2 separate regions of the Homo sapiens genome follow, and region 1 is linked to region 2. A link is an interaction called in ENCODE POLR2A ChIA-PET data of the cell type or tissue named here. Cell type or tissue: IMR-90. All regions are shown on one strand. Links, peaks and the distances in the headings refer to the core of each region. The heading gives the core; the rest is flanking DNA.

The links. ChIA-PET counts read pairs that join two places held together with the same protein. Peaks named below come from ENCODE experiments on the same cell type or tissue, not always from the same donor. Only the 100,000 strongest peaks of a DNase experiment are listed, where the experiment ranks them.
Region 1: POLR2A ChIA-PET joins it to region 2 with 11 read pairs; 3 of 35 experiments call an interaction of 5 or more read pairs at or near these places.

The regions. Positions count from the first base shown.
Region 1 is chr6:42,992,108-43,002,730 of GRCh38, reverse strand. The region is part of intron 2 of PPP2R5D (protein phosphatase 2 regulatory subunit B'delta); the gene reads right to left. Among named protein-coding and RNA genes, the nearest start is that of PPP2R5D, 13 kb to the right of the region's middle. In IMR-90, for the core only: a CTCF peak has its summit at 5,938 (motif pointing left); no DNase peak of the experiment used is centred there.
Region 2 is chr6:42,234,290-42,244,912 of GRCh38, reverse strand. It overlaps TRERF1 (transcriptional regulating factor 1), which reads left to right. Exons shown (of 18, transcript NM_001395490.1): 15 at 1,552-1,665; 16 at 8,502-8,708. LOC105375061 (a long non-coding RNA gene) reads right to left here. Exons shown (of 4, transcript XR_001744122.2): 2 at 10,413-10,553; 3 at 9,845-10,119; 4 at 8,409-8,497. Among named protein-coding and RNA genes, the nearest start is that of MRPS10, 22 kb to the right of the region's middle. RefSeq lists enhancers at 2,461-3,043, 8,256-8,415. In IMR-90, for the core only: no CTCF peak of the experiment used is centred there; no DNase peak of the experiment used is centred there; H3K27ac peaks cover 667 bases.

The DNA of each region.
Region 1 (10,623 bases), core at 1,489-9,488, 760 kb before region 2:
TTTTATAAAAACAATGATGTGGACTTGTCACCTATCTAGGGATGAGAGAACAGGAGAGGAGCACCGGGTCCAGCCTGTGGGTCCCGTGTATTAGACATGGCAAGGCATCTGGAGGTCTGAGGTCTCCCTTTCTACATATGGCAGATGAGTTGCACCTTGGGGTGGGGGAAGTGGTAGTAAGAGAAAAGCAGGTTGGGGGCCAGCACTTGGTGTGTATCCAGACACTCCTCTGCCTCAGGCCTCCATTTCCCTGCCTTAAGAACAACTAGGCCAGGCACGGTGGCTCACACCTGTAATCCCAACTCTTTGAGAGGCAGAGGCGGGCGGATCACGAGGTCAGGAGTTTGAGAGCAGCCTGGCCAACATGGTGAAACCCTGCCTCTACTAAAGATACAAAAAATTAGCTGGGCGTGGTGGCACGTGCCTGTAATCTCAGCTACTCGGGAGGCTGGGGCAGGAGAATCTCTTGAACTCGGGAGGCAGAGGTTGCAGTGAGCTGAGATCATGCCATTGCACCCCAGCCTGGGTGATAGGGCGAGACTCCGAATCAAAAAAAAAAAAAAAGAACAACCAAACCCTTATCTGTGGAGCTTGGTGCTCAATAACACCTTGGGCCAGACTGCCTGCCTGGGTTCAATCCTGGCTCGCCACTTATTAGCTGAGTAATATCCAGAAAGTCTGCACCTCAGTTTTCTCATCTACAAAATGGGATGACAACCATACCTACCTTATAGCACTATCGTAAGGATAGAGATGAACAGTTCCTCGCACTAAAGAAGCATTTTTTTTTTTTTTGAGACAGAGTCTGGCTCTGTCACGCACTAAAGAAGCATTTTTTTTTTTTTGAGACAGAGTCTGGCTCTGTCACCCGGCTGGAGTGCAGTGGCGCAATCTCAGCTCACTGCAACCTCTGCCTCCCGGGTTCAAGCAATTCTCCTGCCTCAGCCTCCGGAGTAGCTGAGATTACAGGTGCGTGCCACCACGCCCGGCTAATTTTTTGTCGTATTTTTAGTAGAGACGGAATTTCACCATGTTAGCCAGGCTGATCTCGATCTCCTGACCTCATGATCCGCCCGCCTCAGCCTCCCAAAGTGCTGGGATTACAGGTGTGAGCCACCGTGCCCAGCCCTAAAGAAGCATTTTATAAGAGGTACCTTCTACTACCACCACTACTATTACTATTATTTCCCATATCCAGGTTTTAGGAATGCAGCCTAGAATCTCCTTCCTATGCTAGCACAACTCAAATGTTCCGTTGAGTCCATTATCCTCATTTAAAAATGGGGGATCCTGGCCGGGCACAGTGGCTCATGCCTGCAATCCCAGCACTTTGGGAGGCCGAGGCAGGTGGATCACCTGAGGTTGGGAGTTCAAGACCAGCCTGACCAACATGGAGAAACCCCAACTCAACTAAAAATACAGTTAGCCGGGCGAGGTGGCGCATGCCTATAATCCCAGCTACTCGGGAGGCTGAGGCAGGAGAATTGCTTGATCTTGGCAATGAGCTGAGATCATGTCATTGCACTCCACCCTAGGTAACAAGAGTGAAACTCTGTCTCAAAAAAGAAAAAGAAAAGGAAGAAAATCAGGAACCTAGGAAATCACTGCATCTTCCAAGACTCAGTTTAAGTCCCACCTTCTTCCAAAAAGTCTTCTCAGATCTTTCCAGCCCTTGGGTGTCACCCCCTCTTTTTGATACCACTTGTCTCTTCCCTTGGCGCTGTGACTGCTCACCCCCTAGTGACACCTCTTAGTCTCTTCATGTGTCATTCCCCTAACTAGATGGCAAGTCCTTTGAAAGCCAGGACCCTGTTTGTACCCCTCTGGGTGCCCCCAGCACTAACACCTAATAGGAATTCAATGAAGGTTTGGTTGGTTGGTTGACCAGGAGCCAAAGCTCTCAGGTCCTGCCCAGGCTCCTCCCCACAGACTCTTCCTCTCCTGCCCCAACTCAGGAATCCTCAGAACAGGGGGCTATACAGCATTAGGAGCAGAGTCTGAAGGAGAAACATCAGTGATACTAGGGTGAGGGGCTCAGTGCCAACCTGACAACAAGACTCCATCCTTCCAGGTAAGATGCAGACACCCTGTACTTCCACACACCTCACACTGAGGAGGCAGCCAGAGAGGGGCATTCTTCCCAGAAAGGGAAAAGGAAGGCCTCAATGTTTTCTGCTAACAAGAAGGTAGCCAGGCACGGTGGCTCATGCCTGTAATCCTAGCACTTTTGGAGGCCAAGGCGGGTGGATCACTTGAGGTCAGGAGTTCAAGACCAGCCTGACCAACATGGTGAAACCCTGAGTCTACTAAAAATGCAAAAAAACAATTAGCTGGGTGTGGTGGTGCACGCCTGTAGCCCCAGCTACTCAGGAGGCTGAGATGGGAGAATTGCTTGAACCCAGGAGGCAGAGGATGCAGTGAGCCAAAATCACACTACTGCACTGCAGCTTGGGATTCAGAGCAAGACTCTATCTCAAAAAAAAAAAAAAAAAAAGGTGGCCAGACGTGGTGGCTCACGCCTGTAATCCCAGCACTTTGGCAGGCCAAGGTGGCTAGATCAGGAGGTCAGGAGTTCGAGACCAGCCTGGCCAACATGGTGAAACCCCGTCTCTACTAAAAATACAAAAATTAGCTGGGCGTGGTGGCGGGCGCCTGTAATCCCAGCTATTCCGGAGGCTGAGGCAGGAGAATCGCTTGAACCTGGGAGGCGGAGGTTGCAGTGAGCCGAGCTCACGCCACTGCACTCTAGCATGGGCGACAGAGCAAGACTCCATCTCAAAAAAAAAGAGGTGGCAGGACTAGATCAGTGGTTTCCCAACGATTATTCCGGTAAGGTTTAGAGAGAACAGGGGGTCTTATGCTCCACCAATGGCCAGGCATGGTGGCTTATGCCTGCAATCCCAGCTCTTTGGGAGGCCGAGGCGGGCAGATCACCTGAGGTCAGGAGACCAGCCTGGCCAACATAGCAAAACCCTATCTCTACTAAAAATACAAAAAATTAGCCAGGCGTGATGGTGGGGGCCTGTAATCCGAGCTACTCAGGAGGCTGAGGTGGGAGAATCACTTGAACCTGGGAGACAGAGGTTGCAGTGAGCCGAAATCGTGCCACTGCAATCCAGCCTGGGCAACAGAATAAGACTCCATCTCAGAAAAAAACAAAACAAAACAAATGAAACAAAATAAAAACCACCCAATGAGCTGATATCTAAGGTCTTTTCTACACTAGCATTGTGTTATTGAAGGCTAGAGTGGCTGGAGAGCAGCTGAATGGGCTTAGTCTGCCCTGCCCCCTACCCCACTGAGCTGCCCTGGTTTATAAGGACCATTGGCTCCCAAGATCCAGACACAAGAAGCATCTGAGAGACAGCTGTTTCTGCCAGCGAAGCCCCTGGCTGCCAAGCCCCAATGAGGTATCCGCTGTCTATTCACCCTTCACTAGGAAACATGCATGTCAGAGGGAGGTGGGGGATATGTCAACTACTCATGGGCATTCAACCATTTCTCTTAAAAGCCCCAGCCACTAACTTGTGCATTCACCTGGGTTGGGGGTAGAAGGCAAGTGAGTCCCCTGAGAAGCTTCTGCAGCCATCAAAGCAGGGGTGGACACTGACCAAAGGCAACTTGGCCAATCTGTCCTCTACTCGCTACTTTGTCCTGCCCAGTTTCACTTCGGGACTCTATTTATTTATTTATTTTGAGACAGGGTCTCACTCTGCCACCCAGGCTGAAGTGCAGTGGTGCAATCTCAGCTCACTGCAACCTCTGCCTCCCAGGCTCAAACGATTCGCCTGCCTGAGCCTCCTGAGTAGCTGGGATTACAGGCGTGCACCACTAGGCCTGGCTAATTTTTGTATTTTCAGTAGAGACGGGGTTTCACCATGTTGGCCAGGCTGGTCTCGAACTCCTGACCTCAAGTGATCTGCCTGCCTCAGCCTCCCAAAGTGCTGGGATTACAGGCGTGAGCCACCGTGCCTGGCCTACTTTTCTGTAGTTTTTGTAGAGACAGGGTTTCACCATGTTGCCCAGGCTGGTCTCAAACTCTGGAGCTCAAGCAATCCACCCGCCTCAGCCTCCCAAAGTGCTGGGATTACAGGTGTGAGCCACCATACCTGGCCCTCACTTCTGGGACTCCATAGAGGCCATCTCTTCTGCCTGAAGTACTACTACTTTCACTTCCAAACTCTCAACAGGATCCATACTCCAAGAAGCCTTCCTAGATTCAGGCCTCCAGCAATCAAGTGGCACTGTGAATTTCCACACGACACTCATACTCAGAAAATTCCAACTAAACGTGCCTACTCTGAACCTATCCTGGTCCAGCCTATTCCGAACACGGCCATCATTAATAATTAAACCCACGCTGGGCACAGTGGCTCATGCCTGTAATCCCAGAACTTTGGGAGGCCGAGGCAGGCAGATCACGAGATCAGGAGTTTGAGACCAGCCTGACCAACATGGTGAAACCCTATCTTTACTAAAAATACAAAAATTAGCTGGGCGTGGTGGCACGCACCTGTATTCCCAGCTACTCAAGAGGCTGAGGCAGGAACATTGCTTGAACCCGGGAGGCAGAGGTTGCAGTGAGCCAGCATCACACCACTGCACTCCAGCCCGGGTGACAGAGTGAGACTCCGTCTCAAAAAAAAAAAAAAAAAAAAAAAAAAAAAAAAAAATATATATATATATATATATATATATATATATATATATATATAAATAAAACCCAAATATTCAAATATAAATAAAGAGATAGGGGCCTGGCATGGCGGCTCACGTCTGTAACCCCAGCACTTTGGGAGGCCAAGGCAGCAGATCACTTGAGAACAGTTCGAGACCAGCCTGGACAATATGGCAAAACCCCGTCTCTACTAAAAATACAGAAGTTGGCTGGGCATGGTGGCTCACCCCTATAATCCCAGCAGTTTGGGAGGCTGAGGTGGGCGGATCGCCTGAGGTCAGGAGTTGGAGACCAGCCTAACCAACATGGTGAAACCCTGTCTCTACTAAAAATACAAAATTAGCTTTTAGTACAAAATGTACTTTTAGTACAAAAATTAGCAGGGCATGGTGGCGGGCGCCTGTAATCTCAGCTACTTGGGAGGTTGAGGCAGGAGAATTGCTTGAACCCGGGAGGTAGATATTGCAGTGAGCTGAGATCGCGCCATTGTACTCCAGCCTGGGCAACAAGAGCGAAACTCCATCTCAAAAAATAAAATAAAATAAAAATAAAAATAAAAACGGCCAGGCACAGTGGCCCACGCCTGTAATCCCAGCACTTTGGGAGGCTGAGGTGGGCAGATCACCTGAGGTCAGGAGTTCAAGACAAGCCTGACCAGCATGGAGAAACCCCATCTCTACTAAAAATACAAAATTAGCCAGATGTGGTGGTGCATGCCTGTAATACCAGCTACTCAGGAGGCTGAGGGAGGAAAATCACTTCAGTCCGGGAGGCGGAGGTTGCAGTGAGCTGAGATCACGCCATTGCACTCCAGCCTGGGAAACAACAGCGAAACTCCGTCTCAAAAAATAAATAAATAAAAATAAATAAAATAAATAAAAATACAAAATTTAGCCGGGCGTGGTAGCGGGCGCCTGTAATCCCAGCTACTCAGGAGGCTGAGACACAAAAATCACTTGAACCCGGGAGGCAGAGGTTGCAGTGAGCCAAGACACTCCAGCCTGGGCAACAAAGGAAGAGTCTGTCTCAAAAATAAATACATAAAAAAACAAAGAGATAACAATATAATTTAAGCACTATAGAAAGTATTTAATATAAGAGAAAGATGAAACATACAATTACCAGAAAAAATGCAAAGATTAAATATTATATCTCTTTTGCATAATGAATTAACTGGCCTAATAAATGAAGATCATTTTAGTTTAAAATCCCAAAAATCAGAGGCCTTCTCTCCAGTAGTGACATCCAGAGCTCCATCTAGTGTTGCTTAATTCTTTCCTTCCTTCAATTATTAACTAAACATCATGCTAAGCATTAAAGATTAAAAGTTTATATGCAAATTCTATACCATAAAAAAAGATTAAAAGGTGACTAAGACATGGCCCTTGCCATCAAAGAGCTCACAGTCCACTAGGCAGGACAGACACAAATGCAGCTAACTGAACAAGGAAAATGCAAGAACAGAGAAGGCTGAGCTGTAAACTCTGCTTGGAAGAATTAGGGAAGATATCCCTGAAGAGGTGGCTTTTGATTTGTTTGTTTTTTTTTCTTTTTTGGCCCTTATTTTTTTTTTATTTTTTTTTATTTTTGAGACGGAGTCTCGCTCTGTCACCCAGGCTGGAGTGCAGTGGCGCCATCTCGGCTCACTGCAAGCTCCGCCTCCCAGTTTCAGCCATTCTCCTGCCTCAGCCTCCCGAGTAGCTGGGACTACAGGCGCCCGCCACCACGCCCGGCTAATTTTTTGTATTTTTTAGTAGAGACGGGGTTTCACCATGTTAGCCAGGATGGTCTCAATCTCCTGACCTCGTGATCCGCCCCGCCTCGGCCTCCCAAAGTGCTGGGATTACAGGTGTGAACCACCGCGCCTGGCCCCTTTTTTGGCTCTTAAAAAATAAACATGAGTTTAAATGGCCGGGTGCAGTGGCTCATGCCTATAATCCCAGCCCTTTGGGAGGCCGAGGCGGGCGGATCACGAGGTCAAGTGATCGAGACCATCCTGGCCAACATGGTGAAACCTCGTTTCTACTAAAAAAAAAAAAAAAAAAAATAGAAAGTCCCAGCTACTCGGGAGGCTGAGGCAGGAGAATGGCGTGAACCCCGGGGGGCGGAGCCTGCAGTGAGCCGAGATGGCGCCACTGCACTCCAGCCTGGGCGACAGTGAGACTGTCTCACTGTCTCACTCTCACAGGCTCGTGCCTGCAGCCCCAGCTACTCGGGGCTGAGGGGAAAAGATCCCTTGAGCCCAGGAGGTTGAGGCTGCAGTGAGCCATGATTGTACCACTGTACTCCAGCCTGGGGAACACAGTGAGACCCAAAAAAAAAAAGGAGAAAAATTAGTTGGGCGTGGTGGTGAGTGCCTGTAGTCCCAGCTACTTGGGAGACTGAGGCAGGAGAATCGCTTGAACCTGGGAGGCAGGGGTTGCAGTGAGCTGAGATCACACCACTGCACTCCAGCCTGGGCGACAGAGCGAGACTCCGTCTCAAAAAAAAAAAAAGAATAAACATGAGTTTAATAGGCAAAAAAAGACACAGGAGAAATAAAGCAGTCCGGGCCAGTGGAACTGCATCTGTGAGCACCCTGAGTCATAAAGGGGTTGTCATATCAGAAGATAGGAAGTTGGGCAGGGCACAGTGGCTCACACCTGTAATCCCAGCACTTTCAGAGGCCAAGGCAGGAGGATTGCTTCGGTCCAAGAGTTCGAGACCAGCCTTAGCAACATAATAAGAAACCTATCTCTACAAAAAATACAAAACTTAGCTGAGCACAGTGGCTCGTGCCTGCAGCCCCAGCTACTCAGGGGGCTGAGGGGAAAAGATCCCTTGAGCCCCAGGAGGTTGAGGCTGCAGTGAGCCATGATTGTACCACTGTACTCCAGCCTGGGGAACACAGTGAGACCCTATCTCCAAAAAAAAAAAAAAAAAAAAAGAAAGAAAAAGTTCGGTGGGACACAAAGGCAGGACTGGTGCTAGAAGAAGAGTGGGGCCAGCTCAGAGGGGTTGAGGGTGCCATGCTAGTGAGTTTGGATTTTAACTTGTAAGCAGTGAGATGCCAAAAATGGTTTTTAAGTAGAGGACTGATAAGACCAAGAAGGTTTTTAGAGTAACAACTCTGGCCTCAGAGAGGACAAGCTGAAGTGTGGGAAAATTTATTCCTCCCTCTGTCCCTACTCCCAGACTCAGGACAGGGCTCAGCACGTAGAGGAGTCTATGACATTAATTTTTTTTTTTTTTTTTGAGATGGAGTTTTGCTCTTGTTGCCCAGGCTGGAGTGCAATGGCGTGATCTTGGCTCACTGCAACCTCTGTCTCCCAGGTTCAAACGATTCTCATGCCTCAGCCTCCCGAGTAGCTGGGATAACAGGCTGGGATTACAGGCATGCCCCACCATGCCCAGCTAATTTTTGTATTATTAGTAGAGATGGGGTTTCACCATGTCGGCCAGGCTGGTCTCTAACTCCCAATCTCAGGTGATCCGCCCGCCTCGGCCTCCCAAAATGCTGGGATTACAGGCGTGAGGACATTGAATTTTTTTTTCCAAGGACAGATCAAGAAAGACCCTTACCTGCAGAGGCAGGTCAGTGGGGTCTCACCTGATCTCCCAAGGCTCCTTTCCATTCTAGGATTCACTTCTAGAATCTTAGAGCCAGCAGTATCACTTCATTCAAGACCACAAGAGACTCCAGAGTCACACAGACCTGGGTTGAATTCCAGCTCTGCCTTACTGCCTTACTGGCTGAATAAAAGCTACTTAACATTTCCTTTTGAGACAAGAGTCTTGCTCTCTCCCCCAAGCTGGAGTGCAGTGGCACAATCTCAGCTCACTGCAACCTCCACCTCCCAGGTTCAAGCAATTCTCCTGCCTCAGTCTCCCAAGTAGCTGGACCATGCCAGGCTAATTTTTGTATTTTTAGTAGAGACAGCGTTTCACCATGTTGGCCAGGCTAGTCTCGAACTCCTGACCTCAGGTGGTCTGCCCTCCTCGGCCTCCCAAAGTGCTGGGATTACAGGCGTGAGCCACTGTGCCCAGTTAACATTTCTAAGCCTCAGTTTCATCTGTGAAATGGGAATAATAATAATAAAGGAATCTCAGGGGAGTATTGTGAAGGTTAAATGAGACAATGTATGCAAAGTACTTAGCACAGTGCCTGGTACATAGTGTTGCACAGTATCCAGTCCCCTACCCCCTCCCCTCACCAAATTCATGTCCACCTAGAATCTGTGAATGTGACCTTACTTGGAAACAGGGTCTTTGCAGATGTAATCAAGTTAAAATGAGATCATACTGGATTGGGGTGAAACCTAAGTCCAATATGACTGGTGTCCTTAGAAGAGGAAAATTTGGACAGAGACAGAGACACATGGAGGAGAATGCTGTGTGAAGACAGAGGCAGAGATTAAAGTGATGCATCTACAAGGAATGCCAAAGATTGTCAAAAGCCACCAGAATCTAGGAGAGAGATGTGGAACAGATTCTTCCTTAGAACCTCAGAAGGACATGGCCCTGCCGACACTAATTTTACAACTTTTGGCCTCCAGAGCTGAGAGAGAATGTATTTCTTTTTTTGTTTGTTTTTTGTTTTTTGAGACAGAGTTTCCCTCTTGTCACCGAGGCTGGAGTGCAATGGCACGATCTCCTCTCACTGCAACCTCCGCCTCCTGGGTTCAAGCAATTCTCCAGCCTCAGCCTCCCCAGTAGCTGGGATTACAGGTGCGCCACCACTACGCCCGGCTAATTTTTGTATTTTTTTTTTTTTTTGAGACGGAGTTTCGCTCTTGTTGCCTAGTCTGGGTTGCAATGGTGCAATATCGGCTCACTGCATCCTCCGGCTCTTGGGTTCAAGCGATTCTCCTGCCTCAGCCTCCCTAGTAGCTGGGATTACAGGCATGTGCCACCACGCCTGGCTAATTTTTGTATTTTTAGTAGAGACAGGGTTTCACTATGTTGGTCAGGCTGGTCTTGAACTCCTGACCTCAGGTGATCCACCCGCCTCGGCCTCCCAAAGTGCTGGGATTACAGGTGTGAGCCACCATGCCCAGCCCAATTTTTGTATTTTTAGTAGAGACAGTGTTTTACCATGTTGGCCACGCTGCTCTCAAACTCCTGACCTCAGGTGATCCACCTGCCTCAGCCTCCCAAAGTGCTGGGATTACAGGTGTGAGCCACCGCACCCAGCCTATTTCTATTGTTTTAAGCCACCCAATTTGTAATAATTTGTTTTGTTTTGTTTTCTTGAGACAAGGTCTCGTTCTGTCACCCAGGCTGGAGTGCAGTGGTACGATCATGGCCCACTGCAGCCTTGAACTCCTGGACTCAAGCGATCCTCCGCCTCAGCCTCCCGTGTGGCTGGAAGTACAGGGGCACATGCCCCCACATCCAGCTAATTTTTTATTTTTTATTTTTTTGTAGAGACAGGGTCTCTGTATGTTGCCCAGGCTGGTGTCAAACTCCTGCCCTCAAGCAATTCTCCCACCTCAGCTTCCCAAAGCATTAGGATTACAGGTGTGAGCCAGCATGCCGGGCTTATTTGTAGTAGTTTATTATGGCTGCCCTAGGAAACTAACACAAAGTAACTGCTCTATAAAATAAATGTCAGCTGCTATAACTATTAGATCAATTAGAAAGGCTCTGGCAAATGCCTGACAGAGCAAAGCTGGCTAGAAGAGCCCAAAATTCCGGACAAGAAAAGGGCAAGGGGGCCGGGCGCGGTGGCTCACATCTGTAATCCCAGCACTTTGGGAGGCCGAGGCGGGTGGATCACGAGGTCAGGAGATCGAGACCATCCTGGCTAACATGGTGAAACCCCATCTCTACTAAAAATACAAAAAATTAGCCAGGCGTGGTGGCGGGAGCCTGTAGTCCCAGCTACTCGGGAGGCTGAGGCAGGAGAATGGCGTGAATCCAGGAGATGGAACTTGCAGTGAGCCAAGATCGCGCCACTGCACTCC
Region 2 (10,623 bases), core at 1,574-9,573:
CACGTTATTACACCTCACCTGATCATACAGCATATGAACTAAACAAAGGAATGTTTCTGTCTTAAGATGCATAGACCTTTGCCTGTTTGGGGTTGAATAGGGCAAGGCCCATTTCCTGCAAAACCTAAGCTCTGTCATCATAACTTTTGCCTTATATTCCTATTCCATTACTAAGGAACATTTCTCATAAGCATATTTTGAAGGTCAAGTTAGAGACATTCAAGCATATTAAATGAAAAAGCAGCTGCTTTATGGGTTAAAAAAATGAGTAAGTCTGTAAGGACTGATCTGAAAAAATTTCCAAGCTATATTGAGAAAAAAATCAAGTTGCAAAGCAGTATTTATAGTGTGCTCCCTTTTGTGAGGAAAGATGGTGGGGGAGGGAATATATTTTTGTGTGTGCTGGTACATGCATTAGAAAATTCTGGAGGCCAGGCACAGTGGCTCACACCTGTAATCCCAGCACTTTGGGAGGCCAAGGCAGGCGGATCACCTGAGGTCGGGAGTTCGAGACCAGCCTGACCAACATGTAGAAACCACGTCTCTACTAAAAATACAAAATTAACTGGGCGTGGTGGTGCATGCCTGTAATCCCAGCTACTCAGGAGGCTGAGGCAGGAGAATCGCTTGAACCCAGGAGGTGGAGGTTGTGGTGAGCCGAGATCGTGCCATTGCACTCCAGCCTGGGCAACGAGAGTGAAACTCCATCTCAAAAAAAGAAAAAAATTCTGGAATGGGTGTTGTGACTCAATGCCTGTAATGCCAGCAATTTGGGAGGCCCAGGCAGGAGGATCACTTGAGGTCAGGAGTTCGAGACTAGCCTGGCCAACATGGTGAAACCCCATCTCTACTAAAAATAGAAAAAAATGAGCCAGGTGCGGTGGCGGGTGCCTGTAATCCCAGCTACTTGGGAGGCTAAGGCAGGAGAATTGCTTGAATCTCGGAGGTGGAGGTTGCAGTGAGCCAAGATGGTGCCACTGCACTCCAGCCTCGGCAACAGAGCAAGACTCCATCTCAAAAAAAAAAAAAAAAAGGCTGGGCGCAGTGACTCACGCCCGTAATCCCAGTGCTTTGGGAGGCCGAGGTGGGCGGATCACGAGGTCAGGAGATCAAGACCATCCTGGCTAACACAATGAAACCCCGTCTCTACTAAAAATACAAAAAATTAGCCGGGCATGGTGGCGGATGCCTGTAGTCCCAGCTACTCGGGAGGCTGAGGCAGGAGAATGGTGTGAACCTGGGAGGCAGAGGTTGCAGTGATCCGAGATTGCGCCACTGCACTCCAGCCTGGGCGACAGAGCAAGACTCCGTCTCAAAAAAAAAAAAAAAATCTGGAATGGTAGCCAAAGAAATTAATGCAAGGGGCTACCTGTGTTGCAGGGTGAGGGGTAAGGACAGGCGTGTGAAGGAGGCCTTTCACCAGGTACATTTTTTTCTTGAACTGTACAAACTTGTTTATTACCCTATTACAAAATTAAATATTCAAAAATGCTTGCTACCTTTGCTCTCTGCCCATTGCTGGAGCTAACCTTGAGTTCGCTTTCCCGGCAGGTGAAGTCCAAGACGGTGGCTCAGTGCGTGGAGTACTACTACACGTGGAAAAAGATCATGCGGCTGGGGCGGAAACACCGGACACGCCTGGCAGAAATCATCGACGATTGTGTGGTGAGTGAAGCTGCTAAGTTGTTGCTTGTGCTGGGACAGCTCCCACCCCAGGCCCAGGTTAGTAAGTAGCTGGTGTTTGGTTTGGCTTTGCTGCCAAGATAGCCAGAGGAAGGAGGTGACAACAGCCCAGCTCTCCTGCAGGATTCAGGACCTACCCTCCTGAGTAGGTTTAAAGGAAAGAAGTCCATAGGTTTGGCCTGTAGCTCAGTGTTCAGAAACAGAGGTGAGGGCTGGTGCCCGCTTCAAGGCAGCTAGGAGCCAGAAGAATTAAACCAAGGATGGTCCCAGCCTTGGGTTTGTTGGTTTATGATTGGGTGGTGTCCTGACCCCCTGGAATATTCTTTTTTGATCTTTCCATGTCATAGATGCTACTGACCTGAGCCCATAATGTGCCTCAGAAAGGGTCCCTGGGATTTTGCCACAGTCTGTAAAGCATGAGCAAGAGGAGCTTTGACCTCTAGGTAGTGCCAGGAACCCTCCATCATTAAGGAACTAATTCGCTGCATGTAGATGATTCTAATCCTTACATCACCATTATCCCTGGTATTGATTTCCTTCATTAGCAGACAGTCCACAGTCAACTGCACATTAAGTACGTACCAAAGACACAAGAAGACCTAACTAGTCTCTGAACCCTGTATGTGTGGCTTTGATGATTACTATCACTTGTGATCCTTGCAATTAACTCTCCACCCTGCATCCATAGCCATGGGAAATCTCCTTTTCACACTCTGTGGAAAACATTACCTACCATATATGTGTATATAAAAATTATGTCTGACATTACTAAACTCTAGCTTTTGTCACCATCAGTGAAAGTATTGGGAATTCATGAATTATGTAAATATTTGAAATTATATTTTCATTCCCAATTGTGCCCCAGTTGTAAGGGTTAGCACATGTATGTGTGTTATTTTCTTTAACAGACAGTGAAACAGCAGTTTTCATGTGCCAGGCATTGTGTTAGGGACTTTATAAATATTGACTCATTTAATCCAATGTAATTCATTTAATACCAATTCTATGCAGTAGGAAACTGAAGCACAGAGCTTAAGCAAATTGGCCATAGTCACACAGCTGCTGAGCGTGTTGTTAAGCCTGATTCCCTTGTGTAGTTAAGAGCAGTCAGATGCAAATTTTCTTTTGTTTGTTTGAGACAGGGTCTCACTTTGTCGCTCAGGCTAGAATGCAGCGGCATGATCATAGCTCACTACAGCCTCAACTTCTTGGGCTCAAGCAATCCTCCCACCTCAGCCACCTGAGTAGCTGGGACTACAGGCACACACCACAACGCCCCACTCATATTTTAATTTTTTGTAGAGACAACGTCTCACTTTGTTGCCCAGGCTGTTCTCAGACTCCTGAGCTTAAGCAGTCCTCCTGCCTTGGCTTCCCAAAGTGCTGGGATTACAGGCTCACCCCTGTAATCTCAGGCCACTGCACCTGGCCACACATTTTCTTAAAGAAGTATAAAAAATTTGGACTTGGCCAGGCACGGTGGCTCAAACCTGTAATCCCAGCAGTTTGGGAGGCCAAGGTGGGCAGATCATCTAAGGTCAGGAGTTCGAGACCAGCCTGGCTAACATGGTGAAACCCATTTCTAATAAAAATACAAAAAATTAGCCAGGCGTGGTAGCACACACCTGTAATCCCAGCTACTCGGGAGGCTGAGGCAGGAGGATCGCTTGAACCCAGGAGGCAGAAGTTGCGGTGAGCCGAGATTGCACCATTGCACTCCAGCTTGGGCAACGAGAGCAAAACTCCATCTGAAAAAAAAAAATTGGACTCATTAATGCTTCAAAGCCTATGCTTCTAACTAATAATTGATCCTAGCTATGAAATATACATACATAAATACATTTATATTTGAGCCCAAATAACAGAGAAAGTAGAAATCTGTAGAATAGAATGGTATTGCTATTTTTTTCAATCAGAGATGGCAGTATTCTACATTCAGGATTTCTTGTGACCAGGGCTTTTGTTTGACTCATTTAAGTAGTGATGTATGATATCAGAATAGTCTTTTGCTCGTTTGTGGCCTAATGTTTTAAAAAACATGTGATCACCCAGGCACTGTGGCTCACACCTGTAATCCCAGCACTTTGGGAGGCCAAGGTAGGTGGATCACGAGGTCAGGAGATCGAGACCACCCTGGCCAACATGGTGAAACCCCATCTCTACTAAAAAATTAACTGGACGTGGTAGTGCACGCCTGTAGTCCCCACTATTCAGGAGGCTGAGGCAGGAGAATTGCCTGAACCCGGGAGGTGGAGGTTGCAGTGAGCAGAGATTGCGCCACCGTACTCCAGCCTGGGCAACAGAGTGAGACTACATCTCAGAAAAAAAAACAAAAAACAAAAAACAGTATGCTCTCCTCCAGTTCAGTCAACTAAAAGCAGTTGAACTCCCACAATGTAAACAGCAATGTGTATGTAGTGCTGTGGGTAACCCGGGATGTTAAATGGCCCTTCCCTCCTCTCCCCCGACCACACAGAACATATGTCCTTGTTGGGAAGATATAACACATGTAAGTGGAAATACACCATGAACCCCAAGAGTGTTTAAAAGCAGTATGCAATGAGATCCAGAAAGTCTTAGATGCAGCGTTAAGGACTCTTTCACCCAATTTCACCATTTTACAGGAAGAAAGTTGAGACCCAGAGAGAGGAAGGGGCTTGCCCCAGGTCACACAGAGCATTGCTTTCCAAATGAGTAGAAGAGACAGTAAACAAGGAAGCACAAAGATTCCTAGCCTTGAAGACCTAGGCTTTGCTCCTAGGCTTGCTGGTCTGTAAAATGGCCAGATGATTTAAATGATTTAGAAAGTCCCTTCCAATTCTGGAATGTTCTGGGCTCTGTCAGTGCCGTGTTTTGGAAGAGGGGCAAAATCAGAGAATATGGTCTTCTAAGGTAAATTGGTGTATCTTAGGCTTGGGTGTTATCAAGTGCCTAGGACAGTGCACAGTGCCTGGCATAATACAGTCACTCAATAAATGTTTGTTAAATGAATGAGTGAATATTTTTCGAAGATAGGAGTTGCTCTGATTCATAAACATTCCTTCTGTGAATTCACTGGAGGGAGATGGAATGAACAAGGGGATGCTGAGCAGAGGAGTGACACTAACAAAGATGTTTCCACACAAGGCAGAGGCACCGTCTCGGACTGCCTGGGCTTCGAAGATGGGTAGGGAGACCCAGGCCGGCGTGAAGCTTCAGATTAAGGAGGAGAGGGTAAGAGGGTGCCCAAGGGGCCACACCCTCTTGGGTTTATTCACCAGGAGCCAGTGTTAGGCTGGGCCAGGAGTGTCCACACCCTCATTACTTGTGAGCTTAGGGAGAGCAAAAGGCTTATGTGCAGAGATGACTCAGGCCCACAAAAAAAAAACAAGAAAATCTTGATTAAAGGCCAATATGGCAGCTCACAGCTCCTTTGTGGGCACTGTGTGCACAGTCAGCCTTCTAAGCATAGTTTGCCGAGTGGAGATGAAAAATTGGGATCATGGGGATCCTGGGGAGGGTGCGCCTGGGGAGGGTGTGCAAGGCACAGTCCTAAGATGTGGTCCTACTCTTTGTCCTCGGGGCCTGCCTGGGACACCTGGGATAGCTCTCCTGATCATGTATCTTCAATGTTTTACGTAAGGGCGGGTGACCATTTCCCTCCAGATGGAACATGAAGGAACATGCTCAGGTGGTTCAGGGATTATTGAGGACTTGAGAGGGGAAAAGAAGGAGGTTTGAAAGGAATGATTGCCCTTTAGCTAAGTAGCCGGGAGGTCAACAGAGCACAGCTGCTCACTCAGCAGGGGCAGTGTGACTGGAAGCAGAGGCAGGGAGCCAAGATGGGTTCTGTTAATGAGGTGAGAGGAGAAGGTGCTGGCCACACCTTCCTGTCCCCTGCCTGTGCTCATGCTCCCCGACTCAGGACAAATATATGGGGCTGGCTGTGATCAAAATTTAGCACAATTCAAGAAACCAACTGAGGCAGTTAACTGACTGTGGAAAACAGCAATCAGGGCTCCAAGGGCAAAGGTAGAACTCACCATGATGTCAGCACAGTTACCTACAGCACAGTCCATTGATGGGGGCCTTGGGAAACATCCTCCTTCCCTTTGGCATTTCAAAGCAGCTGGTTCCAGTAATATTGAGAGATTTAGGATCTCTAAGCCATTTACAGATGGATAAACATGCACCTGTGGACATGTGCAGCCAGACCAAAGAGTGAAGAAGGTTGAGGTTTTGGAATAAGATAGGCCAGGTTTTGAATCTCAGTTCAACTTTTTTACCAGCTGTGTGACCTTGAGAAACTTATTTATTGGGTCAATTTCCTCATTTGTTTAAAAATGAAAAAATTTTACAGTGTTATGAGAACTAGAAATTGTGTGTGTGTGTGTGTGTGTGTGTGTGTGTGTGTGAAATGCATGATTCTCAGCAGGCATTCAATGTTGTCATCGTCATCATTATTATTAGTGACTAACACACAAATTTGTGTCTTTGAGCAGATTTGGGTTGTTGAGCATTTGTATTCTGACTTACCAATTTCTCATAATATGAATTCCATTTGCATGCTTGGGAAATAAAAATATCCTCCTCAAGAAACTCTTATTGTGGACACTCGAGGGTCTGAGCACCATGTTAAATGTATGGCCTCCTCCCCACCCCCATATTTGCCCACCTTCTAATTTTGGAATATAGTAAGTGTTTTGTTTCACAATATATCATAAAATGACCAACTTGTTGTTACGAAGTTCTACATGTTAAGATTTTTGTTCTTGTATTTTTGTATCTCTTAGTCACTTTGGTGAGCCATGTGGTTTGATGGTAAATCATTTTGTGATTTATAGATTGCCAGTTGAAATAACACCTATCTAAATTCCTGAGACATACATAATCATGGTACAGTGTGACTTATAATTTTGTGGCTATATGGAACATTTCTTCTAAGAATGTTTAAGCCAAACAATGGCATTGTGAGAAAATTGTCATTATAACAAATACCATGAAACAAATGGCATTGTCATCTGTTGTGTGTAATTATTTTTAAATGCCAAACTGTAGGCCATGGGCTACTTAATGTTTGAGACCACAAAGTCCCAGTTTGACATAACATGGTTTTACCTGAAACTCTTTGGGGTGGAAAGATGGTGGAGTCTTACAGAAATAAGACCACCTAAGTGAAATCAACCTGTATGTTCTATACTAGTAAGAGGCTGGCTGCTTAGATCATAAACCACTTTGTCAAATGTACTAGGCCTACATCAGTGTTCACTGAGGTCTTCTAACAAATGTGATCATTACTAATTAATCCTGTTTACCAATGGAAACTGAAGCCATTTCTTAAATACACCCTGTTCATACTGCATCGCAAGTATACATGTATGTGATATTAAATAAGGACAATACTGAAACAGTGAGGGGCTACTAAATGCCACATACATACTGGCATTGTCTCCCTCTCTCACACACACACCCCAAATCCAAACTGTAGAGAGGAAGCTTATGTTTTCTGGGTCCTAGGGTATCACTACTTTCAGAAATCTTTATCCTTCTTGGAAAGTCTTGCTTCTGGGCTTTAAGAATCATAGGCTCCCCAGACTTATATCACTGTCAGGGGTAGAGTAGACTGGAACCCACGTGCATTAAGTGATGAGTTATGCAGAGAGCCTAGCAGAGACAAATGACCTGCCAGGTCAGGGGCAGCTGGACATGCCTTTTCCTTCCTCGTTTATAAAACGACAGGTCTGTTTACAGCCTATTCGGTGGCATAGTAAATGTGAAAGCACTTTGTAAACTGTAAAATAAAAGCTGAAATGAGGCTGATTGGTCCTCAGCCCTTTTGGGGCCTGCAGGAGCCAGCAGCCCTCACCCCTACCCTGGGAAGGTTGGAGAGAGCAGAATAAAGTAGTTAAGCAAGGGGAGAATGAGAGCCTCCTGGATCGTTGCCCTTCCATCCCAGCACACCCAGGGCACCCACTCCAAGCTATTCCAGTAACTTACTATTCTGTTAACCTTGAGGAGGGCAGGGACCTTCTGCTTAATTCTCCACATGGCTGCTGTTCTGAAGTGGGGAGAGTGGCCATAGAAGCAGAGGAGATCATTATTCATAGGAAAAGTTTTTCTTGTTCTTTTTCATTAAATGCCTCTGGTAGGAGAAAATGAATAAATAGAAACATTGAATACACTGCTTTTTCTAAGCCCATGGTCAGAGACAAAAGGAAAAGCACATGACAAATAAAAGGGAATCTCCCCTTCCATTTTCTCTCCTTTCACTCTATTTTCTGACAAGACCAGAGTGGAGCTCCCCTTGAGTCACGTGCTTTCTGCACACCGCAGGTCAAATCCAGTATCTTGCATGGTGTGTTATAAAGCCTCTAAAACAAATCAGCACAGGTCCTTCTTTAGTCTCTCTCCAAGGGGGATTCCATGGTATTGTTATTGCTGGAAACCCCTCTTCACCTCTGTGAGGAGACAGAGCTACTTACAGGCAGGACGCAGCCTGAGTTTTAGTCATTTTAAGATCTGATAGTCTCGAACAAGGTGGGGAATCCTTGCATGTAGAAATTGCTCCTCTCTGCCTCACCATATCTTTATATAAGTGATGAGGGGTCCCGAAGTGGGGCAGGGGACTTACTTCCTTGACCTCGAAGTCCTAAGCATCCGGAGACCAACCTTTTGAGGATCACGCCTAACAGGCTCTGTCCACCATTCCTTATGCAGAAAGAAAGGAACACAGCGCCAGCATCCTGCCCCTCTCTCCTCTGTTGATCTGTGAGTTCTGTTCATCACTAAGAATGCCATTTGGGGATTTTCCCCTCTTGCTTTTATTACCTTAACACTAGACAAGTGAAGAAGAAGAAGAGTTAGAGGAGGAGGAGGAGGAGGACCCGGAAGAAGATAGGAAATCCACAAAAGAAGAAGAGAGTGAGGTGCCGAAGTCCCCGGAGCCACCACCCGTCCCCGTCCTGGCTCCCACGGAGGGGCCGCCCCTGCAGGCCCTGGGCCAGCCCTCAGGCTCCTTCATCTGTGAAATGCCCAACTGTGGGGCTGTAAGTGTGTCTGTGTCGTCTGGGGATCTGGGACAAGTGAGAGCCATATAGCTGTGCCTGGCTTTAAGAGATGATGTATTTTCGAGAGTGCTCTTCCAACAGTCACAGTTTGGCAGAGGGTGCTCCATGTTGCCATTGTTTTCTGCTTCATTTGGCCAACAGGTATTTACAGAGTGTGTGTTCTGTGTCAAGCATGATGCTGCGTGTTGGAGAACACAGAGAAGGCCCCCATGCCCAGGAGTGTGTGATTCCAAGCTCTGCAGTGAGCGTGGCCTCCAAAACATACATTCCACATTTCCTGGAGCCTCTGCATTCCCCTGGGCTGTGTGTCACACAAGCTTGTGCCCTGTCAACATGCATTTAAATGTACTAGGAGAGCCTGCTGACAAAGATCATCCTTTTATGACATAATTACTTGCCCTACCTCCTGCAATTTTACCTATTTAGAAGGTTTTGCATTTCACATTTCATAAAGTGTTACTAATCGAAATGTCACTAATTTAAAATTGAGAACACTGTTACAAAGATTTAACTAAAGTTTATCTTTGTACTCTATGGTGGAGAAAAAAAAGATTTACTAAAAGTAAATTAATCATATAAACAGGCTGAAAGGGAGTGTGTGTAAATACAGAGGCTACTACTTTTCAAGAATATTAGAAGCATAATTTAGCTAAAATAAAACAAGTTCACCATGTGGTCATTCTTAGCACTAAAGAAAGACCTTACGGTATCTGTGCTGGCCTTGTCTAAGGCTCCATATGTATTTTAAAGGATATTTTTAAAGGTTATTTCTCAATCTCCCGCTGGTCTGCCACTAGTCTGAATTGGTGAGCTTTTCCCAAATCAGGTTTCTTAAGGCCAGGCACACCTGTATAGGCAAGTTCTAGAGGGATTACCCCTCAAAATAATGTTGCCCCTTGCAGAGGAAGCCCATTTTCCTTAAGTCAGTGTGCTTGTCTTTGCTCATACATGATATAGGACAGTGCTGTTCTCCAGAGTGTACTGAATGCTGCTTACCTGTCACTTAGATGGAGAAAGCAACAGTCTTTAAAATATTTAGATCCTAAAGCAGAAATTCATTTGATTTGCATTTAAGAAAAAATGAAAATTAAAAAAAAAACAAAAAAGATACATACATTTTGCATTCACTTTGAAGAGAACAGAAGAGATTGCTGGCTTGTTTTCCATCTTTGATGTTTAATGACCTGGCCATTTTGTATAGAGTGTTCACTGCAGCATGATTGCGATAATGACTTTAAGTGATGGTATTTCTTGGTGAATTTGTTCAGAAATTAGATGCCTCCTCAAATCATAGCTCTATGTACAATAAGTTGTGTACCAAATGGAAGTTATCTTTTACTTTTTCCCATCAAATGCTCAGCAAGTTAGATATTTTTCTGTTCCAATTTTTCTGTACATAAGGGAAAAGATATTTTTTAATGACTTTTAAAAATCACAGTGGAAAAAGCGTGCTGGTTTTATTTTATTCCTTGCCTAACGATGGAGGCTTTGGTTGCTAAGTCAGCGATAGGTTTTTTCCTATGTAAGAAAATAACCAGAGCTTGGCCAGGCGCGGTGGCTCACGCCTGTAATCCCAGCACTTTGGGAGGCTGAGGCAGGTGGATCACAAGGTCAAGAGATCAAGACCATCCTGGCCAACATGGTGAAACCCCGTCTCTACTATACTAAAAATACAAAACTTACCTGGGCGTGGTGGTGCGCGCCTGTAGTCCCAGCTACTTGGGAGGCTAAGGCAGGAGAATCGCTTAAACCCAGGAGGCAGAGGTTGCGGTAAACTGAGATCATGCCACTGCACTCCAGCCTGGTGACAGAGTGAGACTCCATCTGAAAAAAAAAAAACAAGCAAACAAACAAACAAAAAAAACAGAGATCATAAACTTAATACAGCAACTAC